6 separate regions of the Mus musculus genome follow, and regions 1, 2, 3, 4 and 5 are each linked to region 6. A link is a loop called in an ENCODE intact Hi-C map of the cell type or tissue named here. Cell type or tissue: left cerebral cortex. All regions are shown on one strand. Region 1 holds the start of Gtf2e2 (general transcription factor II E, polypeptide 2 (beta subunit)). Region 2 overlaps Gsr (glutathione reductase). Region 3 overlaps Wrn (Werner syndrome RecQ like helicase). Region 4 has its middle 71 kb from the start of Gm33281. Region 5 has its middle 53 kb from the start of Tex15. Region 6 holds the start of Ppp2cb (protein phosphatase 2 (formerly 2A), catalytic subunit, beta isoform).

Region 1 (4,000 bases), 130 kb after region 6:
AAACCAAACACTCCTGCTGATAAGCAGCAACACTCCAGGTGCCTGTCCTTGAGACCTTAGAGAAATAACAAGCTCAAGGGAGACCATGGGAAAAAAGTAAACAGAGGTCAGGTCACAGTTACGAATGGCCATAAAATTAGTCCTTGAACAGACACCCATTAACACCCCCCCAATTCAGTACTATTCTACCCTCTACTCCCCTTTTCCATGAATATTCACACTATTCTAACTATATTGTATATAAATCCAATGTTTTCTGTCTGGACTCAGGGTCGCTTGCCAACATTCACGCAGTGAGTGCTGGGTTGACTATCTGAGTTCAAACTTGAAACAATAAAAGACTCTTTAGTGAGTTGCAGCAGACTTTGACATTCTTGGGCTCATCTGGGTTTCCTGTGGACTCAGAGCACAACAATGGCAAATGCTCTTAATCCCAGCAGAGCGTGGAGGCAGGGGGATCTTTTCCTCCAATCCCATTGCCTCTACATCAGCTTCTGCCTTCAGGTTCCTGCCCTGACTTCCCTCAGTGATGGCGTTAAGGTTTGTATAAGCTTGGCCCAGGGAGTATCATTATTAGAAGGTGTGGCTTGTTGGAGTAGGTATGGCCTTGTTGGAGTAGGTGTGTCACTGTGGTGTGTGGGCTTTAAGTCTCTCATCCTAGCTGCCTGGAAGTGAGTGTTCTGCTAGAAGCCTTCAGATGAAGATGTAGAACTCTTAGCTCCTTCTGTACCATGCCTGTCTGGATGCTGCCATGTTCCTGCTTTGATGATAATGGACTGAACCTCTGAACCTGTAAGCCAGCCCCAATGAAATGCTGTCCTTATAAAAGTTGCCTTGGTCATGGTGTCTGTTCACAGCAGTAAAGCCTTACTAAGACAGATGGACTGTTACCTGGACGTGTAAGCTGAAATAAACCCTTTCCTCTCCAAGGGTTTCATTACGTTGTTTCATCCCGGTAACCCTAAGACTGTATGCATGTTTGGCACTGGATGTATACAAGAGGGGTGTGGTGAAGAAACTGCCAACATGACCACCCCATGTTATGGCTAAGGTTTTTATTGGAGACATGAGAGTGAGAACAGCCACAGGGATCTGGAGAGTCCAGGGCAGAGAGAGAAAGTAGTAGATTGACCATGTGTAGCAGACTGGGCTTTGCCAGGACTGTCTACAAGAAACGGGAAAATGGCCACTGATAGAAAATAGGGGAAGCTTATTGAGAAAAGCAGCAGCAGGAGCGGAGAAGAGTGAACAAGAAGAATGAGTAATCGGTGGGCGGGTGGGAAGGGCCAGGGGACTGGTGAGCAGGCTTTGAAATGTATAAGTGCTTGTAGGGACTGAGGGAGTCTGGAGGCTGCCGGGCTTGCACCTTGTGCTGACATGTTAATTGGAGAGCCATAAGTCACTTTTGCTGGAGGAAAGGGAAATGAGTCATTTTCCTAGACAGAAACTAGAGCTTCACAAGTTCCGGAGGAATGCCGCCGTCTTTTGTCAGTTGTTAGAACTCCTCGTATAGTCCAGATTAAGTTAACTAGTGGATCTTCGGACTGTCATTTGAAGTTTGAAGAATTGGACTCTCCTTTGGACCTGACAAAAATTTAGTTATACAAAGTTAGTTTCTGCATCATCACTAGTATCCTATGTTGGGGGGGGGGCGGGACATACAAAACTAAGACCCAAAGTAATTAGTACTAATAAACTACAGCTATGGGATATTTAAATACTGGATTAGGCTGTACAAACAAGGATAGTTGTAGGGTGCAGGATGGGCCAATTATTATTATTTGTTGTTGTTGCCAAATATCGCACCCACATCTTATATTGTCCCCCAAAAAATCAAAGACAGGTCACAGGTATGAAAAGAGCCGGTGTTCGAAGCGCAGAAGCTGAGCTGTAAGTTTTGAGGTTGAAGTCCAGAAGTTGAATTCTATGTTGAGTTTGCCTTTGCTAGACTGTCCCTCCCACCCCCAAGCCCCCCGCCACTTGTTAAAGGTGGTTCTGGTGAGTGGTATTTGAAATAAAATAAAAAAGCTTGGCATGGAGCAGCACTTGGTAGGCCGAGGCAGAACGATCTCTGCAACTTTAATTCAAGTTCCAGGCCAATCAGGGCAACACAGGAAGACCTTGTCTCAAATAACCAAAACCACCCACCCTCCAAAAAATATGACAGATTTATTGGTAATGTTGCCGGTTGGGTTAGACTCCAGAGCCGGCTGAAGGAGCTGCTCCGACTTTGTGCCAAGAAAAGCGGCTTTCCGTTCTTCCCTAGAGCAGAGCTGGTAGAGTAAACGTGGCTACCGGCAGCCTTTGAGCGCGCTCCGGTCGTCATGGAAACTCGGGGCGGAGCACGCCGTGACGCAGGCGCCTTTTCGGAGCGGCGTCGCGGTGGTTGCTGGGAGCGAGCGTCCTAGCCGCCGCACCAGGAAGTGGAGGGCGGGGCCGGGGCTGTGTCGCCAACGCCACCACCACGGCCGCCTCGGGTTCGACCCCCTTGGCAGGTCCGTGTTGGGCGTGCGCGCCGCGACGGCGGCGGGGGGCGGGAAGCGGGCCCGCGGTGGGCGGGTGTGTGCGTGCGTGAGTGCGTGCGTGCGTGCGGCCGAGGCGGAGGCTGGGAGGCGGCGCGGGCTGCGGGCGCTGAGGTAGGGACTGCGGCGGCGGGCGAAGGGGGACGAGTCCCGCGTGGGACTCGGCTGCCCCGAAGCGGGACGCGTCTTCCGAGGGGACGCGCGCGTGGACGCCACGCCGCCGAGCCGTTCTCCAAAGCCGAGCCCCCGAGAGGAGGGGCTCGCCCCAGCCAGCATTGTCTTTTAGGCCGGACGTCCATACAGCAAACTTTCGGGTTGGAAAGCGGGAAGGATTCCGGGTGGGCGAGCGGATGGTGCCGACCGCTTCTTGGCCACAACCACAGCAGCCGAGCTCATCCCTGTGTGGAGTTGGGGGGACCACCATGGCGTCCCCTCCCGACTGGCTTTTCTAATGCTGCTTTAAACTTTTTGAGGTTGTGAGTTTTCGGAGGAGTCGAGAGGTATTTTCCCGATCGAACTCTGCGCTCCGTTTTCCTGATGTGCTCCGGTACTCGGGGGCGAGCCGTGAAGCGAGAGACAGAGTAGACAGACAGGCTGCTGGAAGATTGCAGATTCTGGGGTAGGAAAGAACTGGACAGTGGAGCCTGAAGATTTGAAATGTTAGTTTTCCGGTAGCTATCCACCGTGAAACGTACCAGCTCTCGGTCGTAACATCCTGTTCGGGGCTTTTGATTGACCAGATTAATGTAAAGTAGACGTGGATATAGTTTCTTTACCACCCAGGTTAGCCCTAAGATGTGCACTGCAGTACAGATGTTGGTTGCAAAAGGAGGAAAAGTTAGTTGGAACTCCGGAGAGTAAACCGCTTGCTCTGGGTGCCTTTGTTGGTATCATCATATAGAGAGGTCTCTCTTATTTCAGAAAGCTTTGCTAGGGTTCCAGGGCTGGGACACATGACTTCTTACTTAGTTGTGCCACTTCTATTCAGGTTTTATGTGTTAAAATTAGCCATAGCACTAATGCTTAGTCTTTCAGACTTGTGGGCATTATGTAGTTAGGTTTTTCTAAGTTGTACAGGTTTGATCTGTCCTAAAGTCTTTATTTGACGTCCAGATTAGTCATCTGACCTTATGAAGTAAAATGTTCCTGTTTTAGGAGTTGCAAACTGCCTGTTTCCTCAGTCTTCTCACGTTGTGAATTTTTTCTTATTTTCATGCTTTCCCTACTCATACCTCTCTCACTTGCATATTAAGTTAATGTTAATTTCTTACCTAATACAACCAAAATAACAATTACTCTTGAAAAAAAATCTTTCATAAATACTTCCTCACTTTTAGAGTTGAGCCAAGTATGTACAACACTGATAGTGCCCCATTCCCCAGACCTAGGAGGAAACTACATTTAGAGCAGTTCTGTAGATTATTTGCTCAAATGTTAGGAATTGAAACTGGGAGGAGCAGATGTTTTACTCTTAGACC
Region 2 (4,000 bases), 99 kb after region 6:
CTAGCTGTGACATTACGTTATGAGATGGCTCAACAAGTAGAGGTACTTGCTCGAAGGCCTGATGACCTAACACCGCCAATCGCCTGATTCTGTAGGAGGGCAGAGAGAACTGGCTCCCAGGAGTTTTTCCCCTGACTTCCACCGATACAGAAAATAGCCCATGCGCCTAATCACTCACACCCCTGCATCTGCTCAAGCTCTATCTCCACCCCCTCCCCGCAACACACAGTGAAATAAACATGAGTGCAAATGTATTCTAAGGGGCTGGAGCGATGGCTCAGCGGTTAAGAGCACTGACTGCTCTTCCAGAGGTTCTGAGTTCAATTCCCAGCAACCACATGGTGACCCACAACCATTTGTAATGGGATCTGATGCCCTCTTCTGGTACGTCTGAAGACTGCTACAGTGTACTCATATACATAAAATAAATACATAAATATTTACATGGCCTACGGTTGCCACGTCAGAGTCAGCAGGGCCCTGCCCTTCTCTTCGAATTCTACCATGGTCTCATGCTGGCATGTGGGCTCCCAAGTTCTTTTATAACTAAAATTCAGGAGTTTTTGCTGTTGCAACAGAAATAGGGGTTGAATTATCATAATTGTGTAGTCCCAAAAATATATAATATCATGACTTAACAGAACTGCTGGTGTTCAGCAAGCAGGGAACAGAATTAGCAGGGCCAGGAAGACACAAGTCTGTAGCTATTTGGTTACTGAATGGGCTTAGTTCTTAGAGAAGGAAGGTATGGTGGTGTTGCTCCTGATCTCAGCACCGAGGAGGCTTAGGCAGGAAGATCAGGAGTTTGAGACCGGCCTAGGCTTCTACAGCAAGAGAAGTGCATGGGATAGGAAGAAAAAAGCAGGAGTAAGAAGTGCCTGGGGGCTGGAGAGATGGCTCAGTGGTTAAGAGCAGGGACTGCTCTTCCGGAGGTCCTGAGTTCAAATCCCATCAACCACATGGTGGCTCACAACCATCTATAATGGGATCCGATGCCCTCTTCTGGTGTGTCTGAAGATAGCTACAGTGTAGTCATATACATAAAGTAAATAAATGAAAGGAAGAAAGGAAAGAAGGCAGGCCAAGTGTGCACTGGAAGGAGCCACCGAAGTGGGGCTGCAGAGGACCTGCCTCCTAGGCGTACTTACACTTACTTTGGATATGGAGACCTGACGTCCCTAATCTCTGTTTTCTCGCAGGTGGTTGGCATTCACATGCAGGGGATTGGCTGTGATGAGATGCTGCAGGGCTTCGCTGTAGCGGTGAAAATGGGGGCCACCAAGGCCGACTTCGACAACACAGTTGCCATTCATCCTACCTCTTCAGAGGAGCTGGTCACCCTGCGCTGAGAGCCTGGGGACCCAGGTGGCTAGCGGTGCGACCAGCAGGCCTCCGGGAGGAACCGATCGAGTTTACGCCCAGCTTCTACAGATCTCTGTATTTTAATCAGGAATTTCTGGTGGTGTAAATTTCCAGCTATACACACGCACAGAAGAACTTATGTATCTAATCAGAAGGTTGTTTTGTTAATCCGGGGTTGGTTTTCATTTGATAATATTTATAATTAATATTTTGATTTTTTTGTTGTTGTTTAATTAACAGCCTTGTGTTTGTTGTGTTTTTCTTGCTTTGGCCCCATTCCAAGTTTAAATGTACATGACATACACTCAAGTTAGTGTACCTGATGGATGAATATTGCTGGCTAATTTCTTTTATTTTTTATTTTTTTCCTTTTTTTATGCAGCCCAAGGTGGCCTCAAACAACTCAGAATCCTCCAGCTATAGCCTCATGGGTGCTGGAATTCTAGGCCTGCATGGCCTCTCCTGGCCTAGCTTGCTAGTTTTATATGATGGGAAGTCTGCAGAATATACGTGGTATTTTTGTTCTGTATTGGAAAGCTGCCCCAATGTTACCTCTCTATTCTTGTTTTATTCTTTGCTCTGTGTTAAATGATTTAAAATGGTTTGTGTTATTTTCATGGAACAAAGTGCATTAAAGTTAGACTTGAGGCTGGTTAGGTAAAGGAGAAATGACAGTACATGCAAGACGGAAGGCTGAGGCACTCGGGAGCCCTTTCTTCTTCTGAGTATTCCTGGTTCATTCAGTCATTTCTGTATCTCTGCGTTTGTTTTTTTTTTTTTGTTTTGTTTTTTATGAAAACTGTTCCAAATTTTTGAAATTCACTGCATTGTCTTATAAAATTTATTACGAACTATGCTGCTGTCAGTGTATTTTCTAAGACTTTCCACACTGGGAGAACAGACACCAGCATCTGTTAGCGAAGAAGTCTCTTTAAAACAGGTGCCAGAGGGGCTGGAGGGATGGGACTGTTCAGGGCTTCTCATTCTTGTGAAGGATTCAGTTTGGTTCCTGGCTCCCCCTTCTGGCCTTTGTAGGCACTACACATATGGTGTACAAATACACACATGGTGTACAAACACATGCAGGCAAAACACTAACACATAAAGTTTTAAAAAAAAAAGAGTGCTAGAGGGCTGGAGAGATAGCTCAGTGGTTAAGAACACTGACTGCTCTTCCTAAGGTCCTGAGTTCAAATCCCAGCAACCACATGGTGGCTCACAACCATCTGTAGTGAGATCTGATGCCCTCTTCCGGAGTGTCTGAAGACAGCTACAGTGTACTTACATATAACAAATAAATCTTTTTTTTTTTAAAGTGCTAGAGAGATGGCTAAGCGGTTAAGAGCATTGACTGCCCTTCCAAAGGTCCTGAGTTCAAATCCCAGCAACCACATGGTGGCTCACAACCATCTGTAATGAGACCCTCTTCTAGGGTGTCTGAAGACAGCTACAGTGTACTTACATATAATAAATAAATTAAAAGAAAAGAAAAGCCGTGAAGGACCAGGGATATGAAAGACAGTCTCAGTGGATAGATGGGGGTGGAGGAGCAGCCTGAGGTACGGTGGTGCACACCAGCACTGGAGAGGTAGAGGCCAGGAGACAGCCTGGGCTACAAGAGATCCTGACTTTTTTTTTTTTTTTTAGATTTATTTATTTATTATATGTAAGTACACTGTAGCTGTCCTCAGATACTCCAGAAGAGGACATCAGATTTCATTATGGATGGCTGTGAGCCACCATGTGGTTGCTGGGATTTGAACTCGGGACCTTTGGAAGAGCAGTAGGCGCTCTTAACCACTGAGCCATCTCGCCAGCCCCCCCCCCCTTTTTTTAAAGGGGGGTCGTGTGTGTGTTATAACCCCATTTCTGTTGTCTTTATCAGCTGGGTAAGCAAAGTCCTCCTTGTCTGTGGGTTTCATGAGCAATGCAATGCTACTGAGGCTTTTCATTTTTCTTTTTTCGATTTTTCAAGACAGGGTTTCTCCGTGTAGCCCTGGCTGTCCTGGAACTCACTCTGTAGACCAGGCTGGCCTCGAATTCAGAAATCCGCCTGCCTCTGCCTCCCGAGTGCTGGTACTAAAGGCGTGCGCCACCATGCCCGACTGAGGCTTTTCATTAAGCTTTTCCTGGGTGACTTTCTGAGTTGGCCACAGCCAGTTTGAGCACTGGCTTCTGGGTAGCCCCGGTGCCGACGAAGTAAAACAAGCGCATTAGTAACTATATCATGTGTTTGTGGCGGGAATAAGATAGGATCCCCAAACGTGGATTTTTGACTGATACAGGTGCCCTCCACTCTCAGTAGCCTGAAAAATAGTGTGCTGAGCTTCTGGGCTCCACTGGGGCTCCACTGGGGCTCCAGTCTTACTCTGCACATGTCCCGGAGTTGAATTGTACCTCTGCTGGGAGGGGAGGCTCCAAGAGCCAGCGCTCTTCTAACACCGTATGTGCTATGTTTACCTTGTTCTTCAGCCCTGGGGATGGTACAAGGAATACAGGCTCTGCTACTGAGCCACAACCTGAGCCCTATCACGGAGTCCCATTGGTGACCTTGTGGTCCTGTACTGGGTCCATAGTAAACCAACAGACTCTTCTCCTCTGTCCTCAGATTAGCCTAGCCCTTGAGATGCTGTGGCTT
Region 3 (4,000 bases), 360 kb before region 6:
GGGCACCCAAAGTGCACATGTGACACTTCGCAAGCATGCATGCAGTCGATACCTTGGTCTCGGTGACCGCCTCTTTGCTCTCCTTACAGCTCTCACAACTCTCTGCAGAGCTGGGGAAACGCCTCTTCCTGCTGGAATCACAAGGAGGCTGGGTTCTGCTGTCGGAACCACTCTGAAGAATCTCAATCGCCATGTGGATGAGGTACGTGTCTAAGTTTTCAGGAACTAACATTCTGATGAGTTTAACTTTATACATATCTGTAAGAGATAAGAAAACCAAGATAAATAAAAGGTAAGCAGAATATTATAGAAAATATCAGGTGAAAATTTTAAAATACTATATTTGAAGGAAGAAGATTGTGTGCCCCCCCATTCCTGTTTTTCAAATGGTAACATCCCTAAGAGAAAATGGGGTAAAATTAATAGGGAAAATTCTTTAATGTTTCTTTTGTTCCCAGAGAATAACAAGAATCACAAATAGATCCTCTTTTAAAGGAAACTATACTTCAGTTTCCAAATATTGGTCACCAATTAATTTTTTTAAAAAATAAAAATTTATCCTTGGGGCTGGAGAGATAGTTAAGAGCTCACATTGCTTTTACAAGGGATCCAAGTTTAGTTCCCATATCAAGAAGTTCACAACCATCTGGAATTCTAGCTCCAGGGTATCTGATGCCCCCTTCTGGCCTCTGTAGAGACCCACATTTGTGTTTTTGCACACATACAGAGACACACACATGCAAATAAATTTGTTCTTTTTAAAAAAGTTCTATTTTTTTTTCTTTTCGGAGGCGGGTTGCTGAGACAAGGGTTTCTCTGTGTAGCTCTGGCTGTCCTGGAGCTCGCTTTTTAGACCAGGCTATCCTCAAACTCACAGAGAGCTACCTGCCTCTGCCTCCCAAGTGCTGGGATTAAAGTTGTGCGCCACCACCACCTGGCTTAAAAACAGCTCTTAAAATAGAAGTGATGGATACTTACAAATAAGATCCTAAGACAATTAAATCAATAATATATACCATAACAGACCACATCAGTTACTTAAAATGCTCATTGTAAGGTGAATTTTCTGGGAGAATATGTTCATCACAACATTGATTTTGTGAAAAGGTGAAGACGGAAAGTGCCCAAAGTAAATGCTGCTGAATCCACAGGACAGGATGCTCTGTGGCAGAGTCCAACCAGAGCCTTGCCTTCAGAAGGACGGGGCCTGCACGCTTAATGCCAACACAACTCCCTCACGGCTTCTGCACACAGTGCAGTGTCTCCTACAGATAAGCCACACTCTTCCTTGAAGCACATCCTTTCTTCAGCATCCTCATCCTTAGTGTTGAGTACAACAGAGCTAAGCAACCAGAATGCGCTTATTCTTGTCCTCACTGGGGTTAGAAAGCTCACCAAGCAGTGCTCAGAAGCCAAGGGATGTTCTAATGACATCTTGAAAACATGAATTTAAATCGTTGGTATTTTCAGGCCGAGAGCCTCTTTTTTCCCAAAGACTATGGGTTGGTACTCAGGCGCTCATCCAAAATGGGAAAAAAATGCTAACAGAAGTAGTACAGTTGGCTACCTACACATGTTCCAGGTTTAAAATGTAAGACTGGCGCCAAGCAAAGTCTTAGAAAGAACTTTGTACTAGATACGCACTAAAAAATCATCAACCAGATTATCATATCAGCCCAAATAAAATTGTTCTGGGCCAATGCACTGTTCTAATTATCGCAGAAATCACACAACTCTTACTGCCCTGATGAGCCCTCTGCTCCGGGCATGTAGCAGGCTGAAATTTGAGTACCCACTGTCTTCACTTTTTCTTTAGAATAATGTTCTAAGGAACATTATCTTACATTTGTATCTCTGGACTGCTGAAAGTGGGGTTGGTGGTCCATAGGTTAGATACACTGTAGCTTGATGCATTGTGATAAATTATCTCTAAACTGTTCTGTATCCAATACTATAACCATTAACCTATCACATCCTACTGAATATCTAAAGTTAAGTAATTCAAGTATTAAATTTAAAAACTGATATTATACCAGTCTATTTTGTCCACCTTCAAGGCTTATAAAAGCTAATTATGGGTCACAATTTTTGATGTTACTATTTTGACATTTTTTTTTGACAGTGCCTCAAGTAGCCCAAGTTGGCCTTGAAATCACTATGTAGATAATAAAGACGATGATAATAAATGCTCTTGGCTTCATTTCCCAAGCACACACTGGCATACTGGCTAAAGTATTTCTGATTAAACTTTAGCATTAGAAGACATGTTATAGACACAAAACATCTGACTTAGGCTTAACACAGAAAAAATGGAAAAGAGCTTGTTAAGAACTTTAGGTTAATTGAGTATTGAAATGATAATATTTTAGTATATAGAACACATTAAACTGTTATGAAAAGTAATTGTATCTATATAGTTTTTTTAGTGTAGATGTTAGAAAATTAAGGTGTCTGTGTGGTTAATGTTGTATTTCTATTGGCTAGTGCTATTTTAGAAAAATCTCAGCACTATCTTAAAATCACCGAGACTACAATTTTACAAGTAAGTCACTTGTAGTTTAAGAGCTACTTATTTCTACTCCACTGTCCCGTGTGAGTCAGTACTAAACATCCTCTGGAAAGTGAAATGACAGCACTGGCTTGTCCTCCTTAGGTGCCCTAAAAGGGATCATGTTACCCCTGTGTTGAAGGTCCCTCAGAAGGCACCCTTAATTTTCCAGTTCCATGCACATAAAGAATAGGAGAAATTATTCAGAGTATTATCTAGGTACCTCATTAAATATCTTACTTAACTTATTAAGCCTAGTTAAGGATACCCAATGTAGTAAAAGAAGTTTTAAATTATATAAAGATAGAAAAACTAACAAAAACCCCAAAATTATAAAATCATAAAGTTACAGAGTGAAAAATCTAGAGTAATAAGATGTACGAGAGTAAGAGTTCAACTCACAGTTACTCAATTTTTGAAGAGTTAATATAACATTATGATATATTTAATATTATATTATAAAATACAAACTATTATATCATAAAATTATATTGTTATAAAAATACAAAATAAATTTCAATTTGGAATTGTGCAAAATTTATATCTCAAACAAACTTCATTAAAATATTGAATTATGTAACAGGGCTATAGCTAAATAAAAATAATGTCCAGATATTAATGTAGTATATATATTTTCATTCCTTACGTTAACTTATAATGTAGTTTTCTCTAGTAAGATCATACATAGTGCCTTATCAAAGAAAGCCAAGAACCCAAACCTCAAGTCTCACATCCACACATTACAGCTTACAGACTTTGAGTGCATTATAAAGAAACAAGAGTTAAGACTTCAGGACTGCCATATCCTCTGCCTCTACTGGGACTTGAAGCAGGCTACAGAAATCTACTTCTGAATCCTATGTACTCAACCTAGGCGCAGGATATTTTAGAAGAGCAAGACATGTGCTTCATAAGCATGGTTTAAAACACCATCTCTGTTGTGTGCTATTGCAATTCAGTACCCGTCTGAGTAAGGTTTACTCAATGCAGCAGACTGTAGATGGTGGTATCCTCCTAGTGACTTAGTCACTCGCTATTATGAAGACTTTATCTGATGTTTGGTAAATCATGCTATCTAATTATGAACTTTTAAAAAATATTTCTAAACCATGTGTGGTTGTATGTGGTTTTATAATTCCTTAGTTTAAAAGGTATCACATCAGCTATACTATACACATGTACACAGAGAACACCAAATGGATTCAGTAGATTTTGAATCTGTGGTGTGTGTGTGTGTGTGTGTGTGTGTGTGTGTGTGTGTATGTGTAGTGTATGGGGGTGGTGTGTCTCTGTGGGGTGGTGGTGGAGTATATGTGTGTGTGTCTGTGGTGTGTTGGGGAAGGGTGGTGAGCTGTGCAGACAGCCTGGTCCCCAGTTGAGCACAGTTCTTGAACCCCAGTGACCTGGTGGGCAGTGACTTCTGCCTGCATGGGATGGCAGGTGTTTGGCCAT
Region 4 (4,000 bases), 380 kb before region 6:
AGACAGAGACAGAGACAGAGACAGAGACAGAGACAGAGAGAGAAGGTGACAGCAGAAAGAGAAGAGAGGGAGAGAGAGCGATTTCTTAATTCTTAATGATGATTCTATAAGAACTCCCAGAATTATACTAGTAATTATTAATCCCTTTATAATAGGACTGTTATTAAAGCCATTTCTGATATGAAAAATGCAATTAGAACTCTGCCAGTCTTCAAGTGTCAAGAGTTAATTGCTTCTGAGATAGAAAGAAGGCTTTACAACTTAAAACACATTCCAAGAGTTTGTAAAACAATTGACCAACGATCATGACAAGAAAAGAATGATTTATTGTAGGTGCAAGGACAGAAGATAAAATATTGACTAGGTTTATCTATGCAAAACTTCAGTGTCAACTTAGATATGAAAATAATGATATTTAATTCTCCTCAAACCTGTGGACCTAGTGATAAAAACTTAATGTTTAGCCAGCTAAGTATTCTTAATGGAAATACATGTAAACACCACTGTGGTAAACTTCTTTTCAATTTATGATTTGATTTTATGGGGGAAAATATGCTTGGAAAACACATTTCTATTCCCCTAGAGAAAGCACAAAAAACTAGAAATTATTACATTGCATGACATTCTATCAGAGCAGGAGGAGAGCAAGACTGAGGAGAGAGCAAGAAGGGCAGCGGAGTAGAGTAGCTTAGAAATTAAGAAAGCAACTTGGAAATTTAGAGAGCATAGAGTCTGATAGATTTTCCACCTTTCACTTTCCCTCGAAAATAAAGAAGACATTAAGATAAGGGCAGAAGGAGAGAGCAATACACGGAATGCAGAAAGAGGGACAAAAAAGAAGCCACAGAGAGAGCAGAAGGAGCAGGCACGCTTCTTAACATGGGATGGAACAGGTCTTTCCTTCCTTCCTTCCTTCCTTCCTTCCTTCCTTCCTTCCTCCCTCCCTCCCTCCCTCCCTCCCTCCCTCCCTCCCTCCCCCTCTCTCTCTTTCTTTCTTTCTTTCTTTTTGGTTTTTCGAGACAGGGTTTCTCTGTATAGCCCTGGCTGTCCTGGAACTCACTCTGTAGACCAGACTGGCCTCGAACTCAGAAATCCACCTGCCTCTGCCTCCCAAGTGCTGGGATTAAAGGCGTGCACCACCACACCCGGCAGGTCTTTTCTTAATAGCAAGACAGGTTGAGTCTTACTAAAGAGAACAAAGCTTTTTTCATCAAAGACTTGGGTTTATTATTTAGCAATAAAAGGGTAGAAGCTTTTTCTTTCTCTATGCAATAAAGATTGGAGCTCATTTTTTTCATCCAGAATGAGTGAGTTCTTTCTGCCCTGGCAGTTGGTCTTTTGTTTCATATGCATATGTAAGTCTGGATGTGTGTGTGTGTGTTAGTATGTAATTATGAGATAAGTCAGTAGCTAGACCTAACTGGAATGCATGAAGCTGTATGAGTGTGTGTGTGCATGAATTCATATATAAATGTACATGAGTTTATGCATATTTGCTTGTATAAAAGTCTTTCCTTCTGAGAGTGACTCTCTTCTCCTGGTTCAATACAAGTTTATTGCTCCAAACCTCCCTCCCAGCCTGACAAGTGGGAGGCCAGGCTTCTGATCAAGAGAGAATAAAGCCCTTAGCAATTAATCTTTTACTTAATCCCCTGCCCCCCACCCCCCACCTCCGTTACACTACAGCTGTTAATCGTCCAAGTCAGCCTCAGAATAAGCGAGAAAGTTATTAGGATTTTTTAGAAGCCAGCGACTTCAGCATTTAGCATAGTTAAAGTTTAAAGGCCAGAGACTATCAGTGTTTAAAACTATCTCTACATCCAACTCTGTGTCCCATGTCAACCCATTCCAGGCCAGGCAGTCTCCTGTCCTGGCGGGTTGCTTGCTGGTTTCCAACAAGGCACAGCCCACCTTGCGCTTTACCCTCTGGAGAAATGGAACATCTTGTCACTCCAGACACCATTCTGTGTGCCGGCTGGCTGTTCCCTCCACCTGAAATGTCTTTTCTATTTTACATCTGGCTAGTCCTTACCTTCTCAGATGGGAGAGACCTCATCTTTGAGAAGCTGGCCAAGTTCCTGCGCAGATGAGTTTAGCACTCTTGCCAGGAGTCCTGAACACTGTTATTTGGTGTCTATATTTTTTTCATTTATGCCTAATCAGTCAAGATTTTGAAGACTTCCATGTTTCTCTATCCATATCCAAATGACCCACCACAAGTACTGGACACGGGTCTGCTTTCTTTGTGCTAGTTGTCCCGTTTGTTCTTTAGTGGGTGTCTGTTGAACTGCCTAAAGTCAGGTTATAAGCTTAAACATTTTGAGTCCTCGTTGCCCATTACAGAAATCGTTCCCTCTCGACTTTAAGTTTTGTACTAGATAAGTGATTCCATTGATTAGTCAATCAACCCAAAGTAAATTAAGCCTAAGATAATCCTGCTTTTCCTACAAACCATATTGCCTGAAATTGCCAATTTCAACCAGCAGATGGTAGTCTTGAAACAGTGTGGTAAATTGCTAGCTCGTTTTGCCAGTGTGGAAATAAGCCAAAGCAAACGTGAGGGAGCATGGGCTCACATGTCTTTAAAGGACGCTTAAAATAATATAAAACTAAAATGACTCAATAAAAATAATGTTACCCCAGCCAGAATGAAGGGAGCTTGGGGGGCTTTTTAAGCCCTTCTCCTCTCTAAGGCTTGCAGAGCCCCAGTGAAAGATGTATCTTGCTCAGTGTCCAACACTGTCTTAGTTTAAATATCCCAACCCATAATCAGCTAGTGATGAGCCTTGGAAGGATTAAATGTAATTTATACTTCAGGCTGAGATTTAATGGGTATCCACTCCACAAACCAGATTATTTCACAGAAAACAGCCTGTTGTTCTAATTATTTTGATAACTCCTTCTGCGATGTCCACCCCTCTGTAATTTTGTTTGTTTGTTAAACAAAAAGCATTATGTTGGTACAGGAAGAGATCTAGCTGAGTGCCCCTAAATGTCAAAGTCGTCTAGCTGCCCCCTTTACATCAAGCCATTAGACAACGTTCTGTTTTCTCCTGCAGCTTTCCCATAGGGAGAATGAGAATGGCTACTGCTTATTATTCAAAAGCGCATTCTATTCATCAACTGCTCTTAAGCTTGTTTCCTCTTTTATACAGTGAGTTTAATAAAAGAGGCTTATGGTGGACTATCATGCTCAAGGCTGGACTCACATCACACGCTGTCAATTAATTCTCACAACTCAACAGGGTCTCCCCATACTCAATGTGAACTACCCACCCCCACATCTTCTCCTTACTCTAAGGGGAACCACATTGCTTTTTCTTTGGTCACTACTGTGTCCGTGGCTTCCAGAACTATGCTTGGTGCGTAGTAGGTTCTCAATAAAGCTGCCTTGCAACAACAGTCTTCTTCAGGCTGGGGACACAGATTTCTCTGGCTAAGTACAAGAGAGGAGCAGGACCTGGAAAGCAGTGTCTGTGACATGGGCCTTACTCTGGACACCCAGCTGCTGACTGTAGATGCTTTCTGGTAGATGCTTCTACAGTTACAAGGGAGAAAACAACTAGACTAGGGACAGTTTGCTTATCTGTTTGAGACAGGCAGGCTCCCACTGCAGTCTGGTCACTACACACCACTCTTGATCCTTTTCAATCCACCTCTCAAGTACTGTGCCCAAATCAATTGTTAAACTATCTATACACATTGTAACTGATGTGTTTATAAAAAGATAAAGAGAGGGGAGAAATATGTTTTATGGAGGTGTCGTTGAGTATGGGGAAAGGGGATAGCTCGGTCTATGCTGAGACATCCCTTCCCCCTGAGGGATGTGCCTATACTAGCCACATAGTACAATATAGAATAGAGTTTATTCAGGGCATGGGGAGGAGAGCCAAGAGGGTAGTAGAGGCAGAGAAAGGCAGAGAGAAAGAGTAGAGAAGTAGAGGAGTGGAGGCCAGCCATGAGCACGTTGGGGTGGGGGGTGCTGGAGGGATGAAAGGAG
Region 5 (4,000 bases), 82 kb before region 6:
AATAAATTTGAACTTTTATTTAGTATCAAAATAGATCATTAAGATGAACAATAGAATTATACAGAGTAAGATTGGAGCTTAAAATAATGTTTAGAGATACAAAATTTATAGGATTGCAAATATAATAGATTTTAGTATTTACTTGGAAAGGTGTTAAGATCTGATGAACGTTACACCTCTTTACTCACCTGGAATTAGAGTAAAAAAAAAAAAAAAGCAAGTATTTCCATTTTCATAAAGTTGGGTGTCCTAACGTAGCTGAAACTTTCAGAAAAGGTAAAAGTGAAACCCTTGTATAGTCCAAAATGTTAAAGACACCACCTCATGCCACATACTTTAATTTTGTTTTATAATAAATAGTTGTTGAGAGATGTCACAGTACATCTTTTGCGCCCCGTGTCTTGGGGTTTCTGCCTGGGTATAGTGCAGAAATTCTCAGGCTTACAGATGTGAAGTTAAATCTAAACGACTTGCCCAGACGAATCCAGAGGACCTGGATTCTGTGATCCACAAGAGCCTCCAACGAGGCCAGAAGGTAAAGGAGACTTCACTTTCTGAATGCAAGGAGTATTTAAAAAATATCGTTGTTTCAGATCCCTGAAACACAGATGCATTTGCTGACTACCGGCTCAGGCTTTAACTAAGCAGGTCTGCTCTCCTAGAGGGCCCATGTTCAGTTCCCAGCACGCATGTCAGGCGGCTCAGACCACCAGTCGCTCCATCCATCCTCAGGGGATCCAAAGCCTGTTAAGTTTTGTCACAAAATTGGGCCCTGTGGCCCAATTTCCCTCTCAACCCATCTATTTTATTAAAATAATATCAGAAGCCAGTGTTAATAATTCCCTGCAAGCCTACTATGTGCAGAGGGCATACACACTAAGAGTTTACCTCAGCCTGCTCTAGGGAACGAGTACCATTCCAACAGCGCATGTGCAAGCCTGGATTGGGGTGGGGTCTAGTCCTCCTACTGCGCAAGCGCAGTCAGAAGCCCCGGCTCCACCCCTTGCACGTGCGCGCGTGGCGGTATATAAGTGTCCTCCGCCTTCCTGAACTTTCCAGAGAAGCGAGAGGAGCTTGAGGGCTTTATGTTCCAGCTGGGCACTGACTTCCAAGGCGCCAGAGGGATGAAGTAACTCCAGGTTTGTGGAAGGATGTGGTGGATGAGGATGGGAGGGAGGTAAAGTTAGCAGGTTTCAGATAATTGTGGAAGTGGTATTATTATTATTATTAATTATTATTATTATTATTATTAATTTGAGGAGCAGGAGTTCTCGCTTAGTTGTGGACCAGGCTGGACTTGAACTCCGGATTTCCTCCCCAGCGTCGAGTGCTGAGGCCGCCGCCCTGGCGCTCTGTGGAAGAAGGTGTGAGGCCGCGTTCTACTCGGTGCTCACCTCAGCGCGGGGGTTGGGGGATGCGGGCTCCGAGGGCCTCACTGAGGTGGCGTGGGGAGGGGGGGGCGCCACACCTGCGCATGCGCGGAGCAGGGCGGGGGGGGGGGGGCGGCCGGGCTTCCCCCGCCCCCTGCTGGCTTTCCCGCGCTGCGCCCCGGGAGTCCCCGAGGTGGGCGGGGCTCACAGAGGCTCCGCCCCCGCGGGCTGCCACCTGGGGCTCGCCCGGCGAAGCGGCTCACGAGACGGGGTGCCGCGCGTCCGCGTCCTGCCCGGACGATGTCCTTGGGCTCCGGCTGCCCGCGGCCTCGCTGCAAAGAGCCAGTGGACGCCCGCCCGCGCGCGGACCATCCCAGGTAGGGGAGAGGCGCGGGGCGGTCGCAGCCAGTCTCCTGCTGCCGACTCTGCTCCTGAGGTGCGGTGGCCAGAGCTGAGAGGAGGTTTTGTGAGTGACTTCGCTTTCGTGGTCCACGATGCTTTGAGTCCATTCTTTGGATGTTAACATATTGTCTGTCACCTGAGGGTCCGGTAGTGGTGTGGATGTGAAAGAGTCGATTTCCCAGGTGAATTAGATTGATGTCACTTGGCCCGGCTGAACCAGATCGTCTAAGACAGTTTTCCTCCTTGGTTGAGTTTTGGCCATATTGGGGTGTGGAGCGGGAGTCTTTAGGCAGTGGTGCTCCAAAAAGCGGAAAAGGCCGACGGTATTGGCAACTCTAAGGCTTTAAAGATGCCACAGTGCCCTCCGGTTGTGAGGTGTGAGCTGCATGCAGTGTGAAACTTTGTGTGTGTGTGTGCTGTTGAGGGGAGACTGGTGAATAGGGTACCACCTCAGGGTATAATATAGATTGCCAGAAACGTATCCATCGCCTGCTTACAACTTGGAATGTTCTTTTTTAAGACTGTGCAGACAGTAGAAGTAGTACACGTTCGAAGAACTTGTTCAGTTCATGTTTCGAAAATAATTTCAGATTTTGGCTATGTTTAAAAGCTTCCAGGTTTCACACGAAGTTAGGGGGGAGGGGAGAAAATGATCAAAACATGTTGTATAAACAAAAGAAGTAAATTATGAAACAGCGACCCCAAAAGCTCTCCTCCCCCCCTTTTTTTTTTCCACTTAAAAATATATCTTTAAAGCCATCTAGCTGGGCATAGTGGCACAGCACTCAGGAGGCAGAGACAAGCAGACCTCTGAGTTGGAGGCCAGCCTGGTGTTCAGAGGGAGTTTCAGGTCAGCTAGAGCTACACAATGAATATGTGTGTGTGTGTGTGTGTGTGTGTATACGTGTATACACACATACATATAATCCGTTGCTGTTTGGAGGAGAAAGCATTTTAACTGTTAACATTTCAGGAGAGGATGAGCTACTTGTTTATGAATTCTTCTTTAGAAATCTCTTAACAAAAAATTCACACAGACGTTCAAGGTGTTAAAACACTTTCCCAGCAAATGTGATTATCTTTATCATCGTAGAAGGTTCAGACTTTTAAAATGTCTGGGTAACAGTTAAAAACAGGCTTTTGCTTTGTTTTGCTCTGAATCAAAGCTTTCGAGGTGATCAAGGACAGGAATTGCAAAAATAAATAAATAAATAAATAAATAAATAGATAGATAAATAGATAGATAAATAAATAAATATTCACTCACCAGTTCCCTTAAACTCAACTGTTAACAGTTAAAATCAGACATTTTAAAAGTCTGAGCCTTCTATGATGATAAAGATAATCACATTTGCTGGGAAAGTGTTTTAACACCTTGAACGTCTGTGTGAATTTTTTGTTAAGAGATTTCTAAAGAAGAATTCATAAGCAAGTAGCTCATCCTCTCCTGAAATGCCTAATTCGAGCAGCTCACACTTTAATGTGCACCATATATCTTGCCATATTTTACTTTACAGTGTGCGAAAACATTTTTATACCTTTACTTCAGTGATCCTTGGGTCTTTTGAAATTTTTTTTGTCCTTATACTAACTAGGCTGCTTGGGATTTTTCAGGTATAAAGTTGTGTTTTATTATACTAAAAGCATAAGTAATGGTACCTGGACTATGATTTCTTTACATTGGGGTGAGTGGCCAGAGTTTCACAATATTGGAAGACTGGCGTTAGAAAGTTAGTAGGGTTTGGTTTTTTTGTTTTGTTTTTGATAAGTGTACTCAGTGTGCTTTTGCTATGTTCCAACTTCTTTTCGCCTTCACTTCAGAATGCTTGCCTTTTTGAAGGATGATTTAGTCTATTGAAGTGCCTGAATGCACTGTTAGGTGTAAAGAAATCTGATCATTTCTCCAGTCCCTGAATGTTCTGTGTTTGTGATTAGTTTTGTTTGAAATCTATAAAGATTATATATTAAAGATGAAAATGACCTCCTTATTTTTATTTAAAATGGACTTTTTGTTCAGCAGGTATTTCTAGAACATCGGTATTTTATTTGTTGAGTTGATGTGTTTAAAAATGCTTTCCTGAGATGACTTAGCTTTGCTTTGTAATACTTACCTTTGTAGAACAACTATGCCTGTAAGGAAAGTCCTCTATAATCTGGTAGCAGTTCTATATCCTTGTACTGTGTAGTCTCCATCAGTAAAGTCTTTGTAATCACTGCCCTTTGAAATT
Region 6 (4,000 bases):
CAACACCACATCCCACGCCTGTGTCCGTCCTCATCTGTCAGATGGAGGGAGTGTTCACTGTATGGCGCTGTTGGAGTGAGAAGAAAGATGCAAAGCACATAGACTGTACAAAGTACTCTAAAAAGGGTCTTGGTTTCCTAGATGCCATGTGCAAAGTCGTCCCAACATTGTGTGGCAAGAGGGGCACTTCAGCTCAAGTGAGGGCCGTCAGGACAGCAGAGGATGCTATGCTAATGACTTATACAGGGCCCAGTTTCCCCGGAACCTACTGATGCTCAGTTCTTGGGGATGCTTTCCCTTTCCTAACAGACTATAACTTCTTCCCTGACCTCTGAACATTCTTTTTCTACTCTCTACTCCTCGCACCTTGTAGCTCCACTATGGAACATGCCTGCTTTCTGAGGCCTTACCTCAAAAGGTGTGATTTCCTCTCTTCCTCTTCTTCATCTCCCTCTTGGTCAAAATTGCCAAGATCTGCAGCCCTGCCTGTTGTTCTCTTAAACTCTGACAAACGGGTCCTTGAGCTTCCTTCTATTTACCAAAGCTTTCGTTAATAAGACAGAGAACGCACTCAAGGGAATCCTGAGTTCCCCAGGCATAGCCACACTTCACAGAGAAGGCATTTAGATGTGGAGGGGCATGCTGCTAACCTCAGCAACTCACAAAGCTGAGGCAAGACACTGCAGGTACCAGTGCAGCTTGTGGCACACAGTGAAAACTGCCTCGGGGTGGCAAGTGTGGGGGACCAAATTCCTGCCTCCTCTATAGCACTACTTAGTAAAACACTTTAGTCTCTCTTACTTACTGCCGATATTCACTCATAACTTATAAAGTCAGCTCCCAACCCTTGCACTGTAGTAGTGTTGCTGTACCACTGGGCAGCTGCTTTTCCCACTCCATCGTTGAGAGAGGTGTGGTAGGTAGCAGTGCCTGTAATCCCAGAATTTGGAAAGTGGAGACAGGAGGATTAGGAGTTCAAGGTCATCCTCAACTCCAGAGCAGGGAGCCAGCCTGGAATAAAAGAAACCTTGTCTTAAAATAAACAAGGTCTGCAGAGATGGCTGGGGGGCAGCGTACTTTGCCTACAAGCCTGAGTGTGATGCCCAGAGCCCACCTAAAACTGGAGATCATCTACTTCACAAAGTCCATGTACTCACACAACTGACAAGATTTTGTGCTTACTTATTTCAACTAATGACAAATCTGCAGCTAGAGGCAGTTTGGGGATTGCTTCAAGCTGAGAAATTGACAAAACCAACTCAGGAACCATGACGCTGTTGAGCACTTGCGAACAGCAGAAGCAGCCGTACATGTTTCAGACCCAGGAAATAGGGTCTGTGAGCACAGCTTTAAAGGTCTCGGTATCTAGCCCCTGTTATATAAAGATCACTAATTACAGCCAAGGCATCATAGTAGTCACAACAAAGAATGATAAGATGGAATGGCCACAGAAAAATTTAAAAATCATTTCATGGTTTAAAGAGATTAGCTGAGGTTAGGATAAACACAGCTTGGTGGTAGTGGTGCACACCTTTAACCCCAGCAGTTGGGAGGCAGAGGCAAGTGGATCTCTGAGTTCGAAGTCAGCCTGGTCAACAGAATGAGTTCCAGGACAGCCAAGGCTACACTGAGAAACCCTGTGTTGAAAAAAACCAAGAGAAGAAGAAAGAAGAAAGAAGGAAGAGGAGGGGAAGGAGAGGGGGAGGGGGGGGGGGAGGAGGAGGAGGAGGAGGAGGAGGAGGAGGAGGAGGAGGAGGAGGAGGAGAAGAAGAAGAAGAAGAAGAAGAAGAAGAAGAAGAAGAAGAAGAAGAAGAAGAAGAAGAAGAAGAAGAAGAAGAAGAAGAAGAAGAAGAAGAAGAAGAAGAAGAAGAAGAAGAAGAAAGAAAGAAAGAATGAAGAATGTGTGCTACTCTTACAGATGCCCTAAATTTGGTTTCTAGCACCATATACCACCAACTCCAGCTCCTGGAGAGCCAATACTCTCTTCTGTCCTCCCAAGGCACCTGTACACACGTGACATAAACGTAAATACATCCTTTGTTAAAAGTTATCTTTCTGATATAGACAGAAAGGGTCTGAGATTCAAGGCTACGCAATGAATTACTGCTAAGAGTAGAAATTTACTCAATAAATATTTAGTGCATGCTCTAGGGTAGTGAAAGGTTGAGGGAAAAGCCCAACAGTCTCAATGCCCTGTGCGGAGAGAGGTCCAAGGCGAGAACCGGATTCCCCAAGGGCAGAGTGGGCAGGAGGACCGGGGGAAGGATGCAAGGGGACCGTTTCTCCGCCGGGCCGCGCGAGGGCGCTGCTCCCCTCCTCGTGCGCCGGGCCCGGCGGCGCCGCCCACTCGCCTTTTCCCGGCGGAAATGCCGGGGCGATGACGGAAACCCGGAGGGAGGGAAGAGAAAGAGCGAGAGGGCCGTGGCCAGAGCGCGGAGAGGCCTGCGGGTGGCAGCGGGCGGGCGGGCGCCGTCGGGCCGGAGCCGAGCCGAGCTGCGCCGCGCTCTGCGCTCCGAGCCGTAAGCCCTTCGCCGCGCCCCAGGCGCGTGGCCGGGGCCGGGCGGGGCGGGCGCTCCCGGAGGCCGGGGCCCGCGGCTGCCCGCTGGGCTTGGGCGGGGCGCGGGCTGCGCGCTCCGCGGCTCGGTGGTCCCGCCGGGGGCCGGCGGCGGGGGAGGCGGCGGGGACGCGCGGCTCGCCGCCATGGACGACAAGGCGTTCACCAAGGAGCTGGACCAGTGGGTGGAGCAGCTGAACGAGTGTAAGCAGCTGAACGAGAACCAAGTGCGGACGCTGTGCGAGAAGGTAGGCGGCCCGCCGCGGAGGCGCGCGCAGGGGTCGGGGGGGGAAACGGGCCCTGGCCCCCGGCTGGAGTAGGGGACGGGGTGCGGGACCCCACCCCACGCCCCGAAAACCAGGCTGCTGCAGTCCCCGGGCTCCACGGACAACTGCCCTGAAAGTCGTTAACACCGAGCGGTGGTTAGTGTGGCGTCGATCGCTCGCAGGTGATCCACGGAGTGCAAGGAGCTTTTGTTTGCACACTAGTGGGCGTGATGGCAGGCCGAGCCTTCTCCCAGCCTGGGTTTGGCGGAGGCAGATGACTGAAGGCTGGTCTGGGCGGCCGAGTGGCTATGGAGAGGGACGTCTTTTTCAGGAAGAAGACAGCAGGTGCTGAATTTGGAAACGGTGCTTACTGGCAACGTTAACTGGGATAGGTGCTATTTAGAACCGGCCACGTTACAGAAAGTTACTTCCTTTTTTTTTTTTTTAACCCTGTGTATCCCTCCCGACCCCACGCTATAGCTTGCAGGTAATGGATTAGGTAATCCCTTTTTGATCGTGTCTTCTCAGCTTTCAGACATGTGTGTGTATCTATTGGTTTATTAACCGCTAGGTTTTTGGGTTTTTTTTTTTTTTTTTTTTTTTTGCTTATATCATCTTATTTAGAGTCTTTTTTTTTTTCATTCCTCTTTTTTATTGTGGGCTAACTCGCTTCCCCATGTTCAAGAGCCCTGCGAGAGAGTAACGGAGCTAAGTATTCAAGTCAGAGTCTACATTTTTTTCCCCAGAAGTTAGGATCCTACCAAAGGATTTTGTTTATCCGTCTGATAACAGGCACTCCTTACTTGGGGTGGGGAGTGATAGATGGCTCTTGGTGCGCTTTTCAAGTTGACCAGGGCCTTTGTGGGTTGAATAAGTACTTAGCACAGGAGAGTTTCTTTCTTCTAGTAGAGCCGTGAAGAAAAGGGTGTTTCCCTCAGAAACTGTTTGTGTATCGTCTCAGTTAGCTTTTATTTATCTTGTGTGATAACCTGTAATTTCGTTAAGTCTTAAAGGTAACCTTTTAGGTGATCTCTCTCAAGCTGGAGCACCACTGGGCTGTCCAGTTTGGAAATTGAGTCAGTCAACCTTATTGTAGTTGTGACATCCAACCTATAAACCAAGAGGTGGCGAATCCGGCTAGGTGTTTCCATTTGACTTTCTGATAATTTTAGGATCCACT

Evidence for each region. A loop is a pair of places that touch in the nucleus more often than their neighbours do. Peaks named below come from ENCODE experiments on the same cell type or tissue, not always from the same donor. Only the 100,000 strongest peaks of a DNase experiment are listed, where the experiment ranks them.
Region 1: it touches region 6 in a loop (2.3-fold over the local background); 11 of 42 quality-filtered maps call a loop at or near these places.
Region 2: a loop joins it to region 6, with 2.3 times the contacts of the local background. A loop is called at or near these places in 8 of 42 quality-filtered maps.
Region 3: a loop joins it to region 6, with 1.8 times the contacts of the local background. A loop is called at or near these places in 2 of 42 quality-filtered maps.
Region 4: a loop joins it to region 6, with 5 times the contacts of the local background. A loop is called at or near these places in 10 of 42 quality-filtered maps.
Region 5: a loop joins it to region 6, with 3 times the contacts of the local background. A loop is called at or near these places in 2 of 42 quality-filtered maps.

The regions. Positions count from the first base shown.
Region 1 is chr8:33,729,494-33,733,493 of GRCm38, forward strand. It overlaps Gtf2e2 (general transcription factor II E, polypeptide 2 (beta subunit)), which reads left to right and starts at 2,574. Exons shown (of 8, transcript NM_026584.3): 1 at 2,574-2,636. It overlaps 1700104B16Rik (a long non-coding RNA gene), which reads right to left and starts at 2,994. Exons shown (of 2, transcript XR_004691281.1): 1 at 2,296-2,994; 2 at 1,041-1,584. In left cerebral cortex, no CTCF peak of the experiment used is centred here; a DNase peak (open chromatin) is centred at 2,379; H3K4me3 peaks cover 1,892 bases; H3K27ac peaks cover 1,592 bases.
Region 2 is chr8:33,695,947-33,699,946 of GRCm38, forward strand. Gsr (glutathione reductase) reads left to right here. Exons shown (of 13, transcript NM_010344.4): 13 at 1,200-2,216. The coding sequence ends at 1,349. Among named protein-coding and RNA genes, the nearest start is that of Gm24727, 6.1 kb to the left of the region's middle. In left cerebral cortex, CTCF peaks have their summits at 403 (motif pointing left) and 2,384 (motif pointing left); a DNase peak (open chromatin) is centred at 2,388.
Region 3 is chr8:33,240,897-33,244,896 of GRCm38, forward strand. Wrn (Werner syndrome RecQ like helicase) reads right to left here. Exons shown (of 34, transcript NM_011721.4): 33 at 53-258. Among named protein-coding and RNA genes, the nearest start is that of Gm33281, 93 kb to the left of the region's middle. In left cerebral cortex, no CTCF peak of the experiment used is centred here; a DNase peak (open chromatin) is centred at 1,523.
Region 4 is chr8:33,218,149-33,222,148 of GRCm38, forward strand. No RefSeq gene overlaps it. Among named protein-coding and RNA genes, the nearest start is that of Gm33281, 71 kb to the left of the region's middle. In left cerebral cortex, a CTCF peak has its summit at 2,492 (motif pointing right); a DNase peak (open chromatin) is centred at 2,505.
Region 5 is chr8:33,515,681-33,519,680 of GRCm38, forward strand. It overlaps a transcript of Tex15 not described here. Among named protein-coding and RNA genes, the nearest start is that of Tex15, 53 kb to the right of the region's middle. In left cerebral cortex, a CTCF peak has its summit at 1,556 (motif pointing left); DNase peaks (open chromatin) are centred at 1,719 and 2,085; H3K4me3 peaks cover 1,029 bases.
Region 6 is chr8:33,597,217-33,601,216 of GRCm38, forward strand. It overlaps Ppp2cb (protein phosphatase 2 (formerly 2A), catalytic subunit, beta isoform), which reads left to right and starts at 2,405. Exons shown (of 7, transcript NM_017374.3): 1 at 2,405-2,802. The coding sequence starts at 2,701. In left cerebral cortex, CTCF peaks have their summits at 2,290 and 3,024; DNase peaks (open chromatin) are centred at 2,328, 2,811 and 3,022; H3K4me3 peaks cover 1,852 bases; H3K27ac peaks cover 845 bases.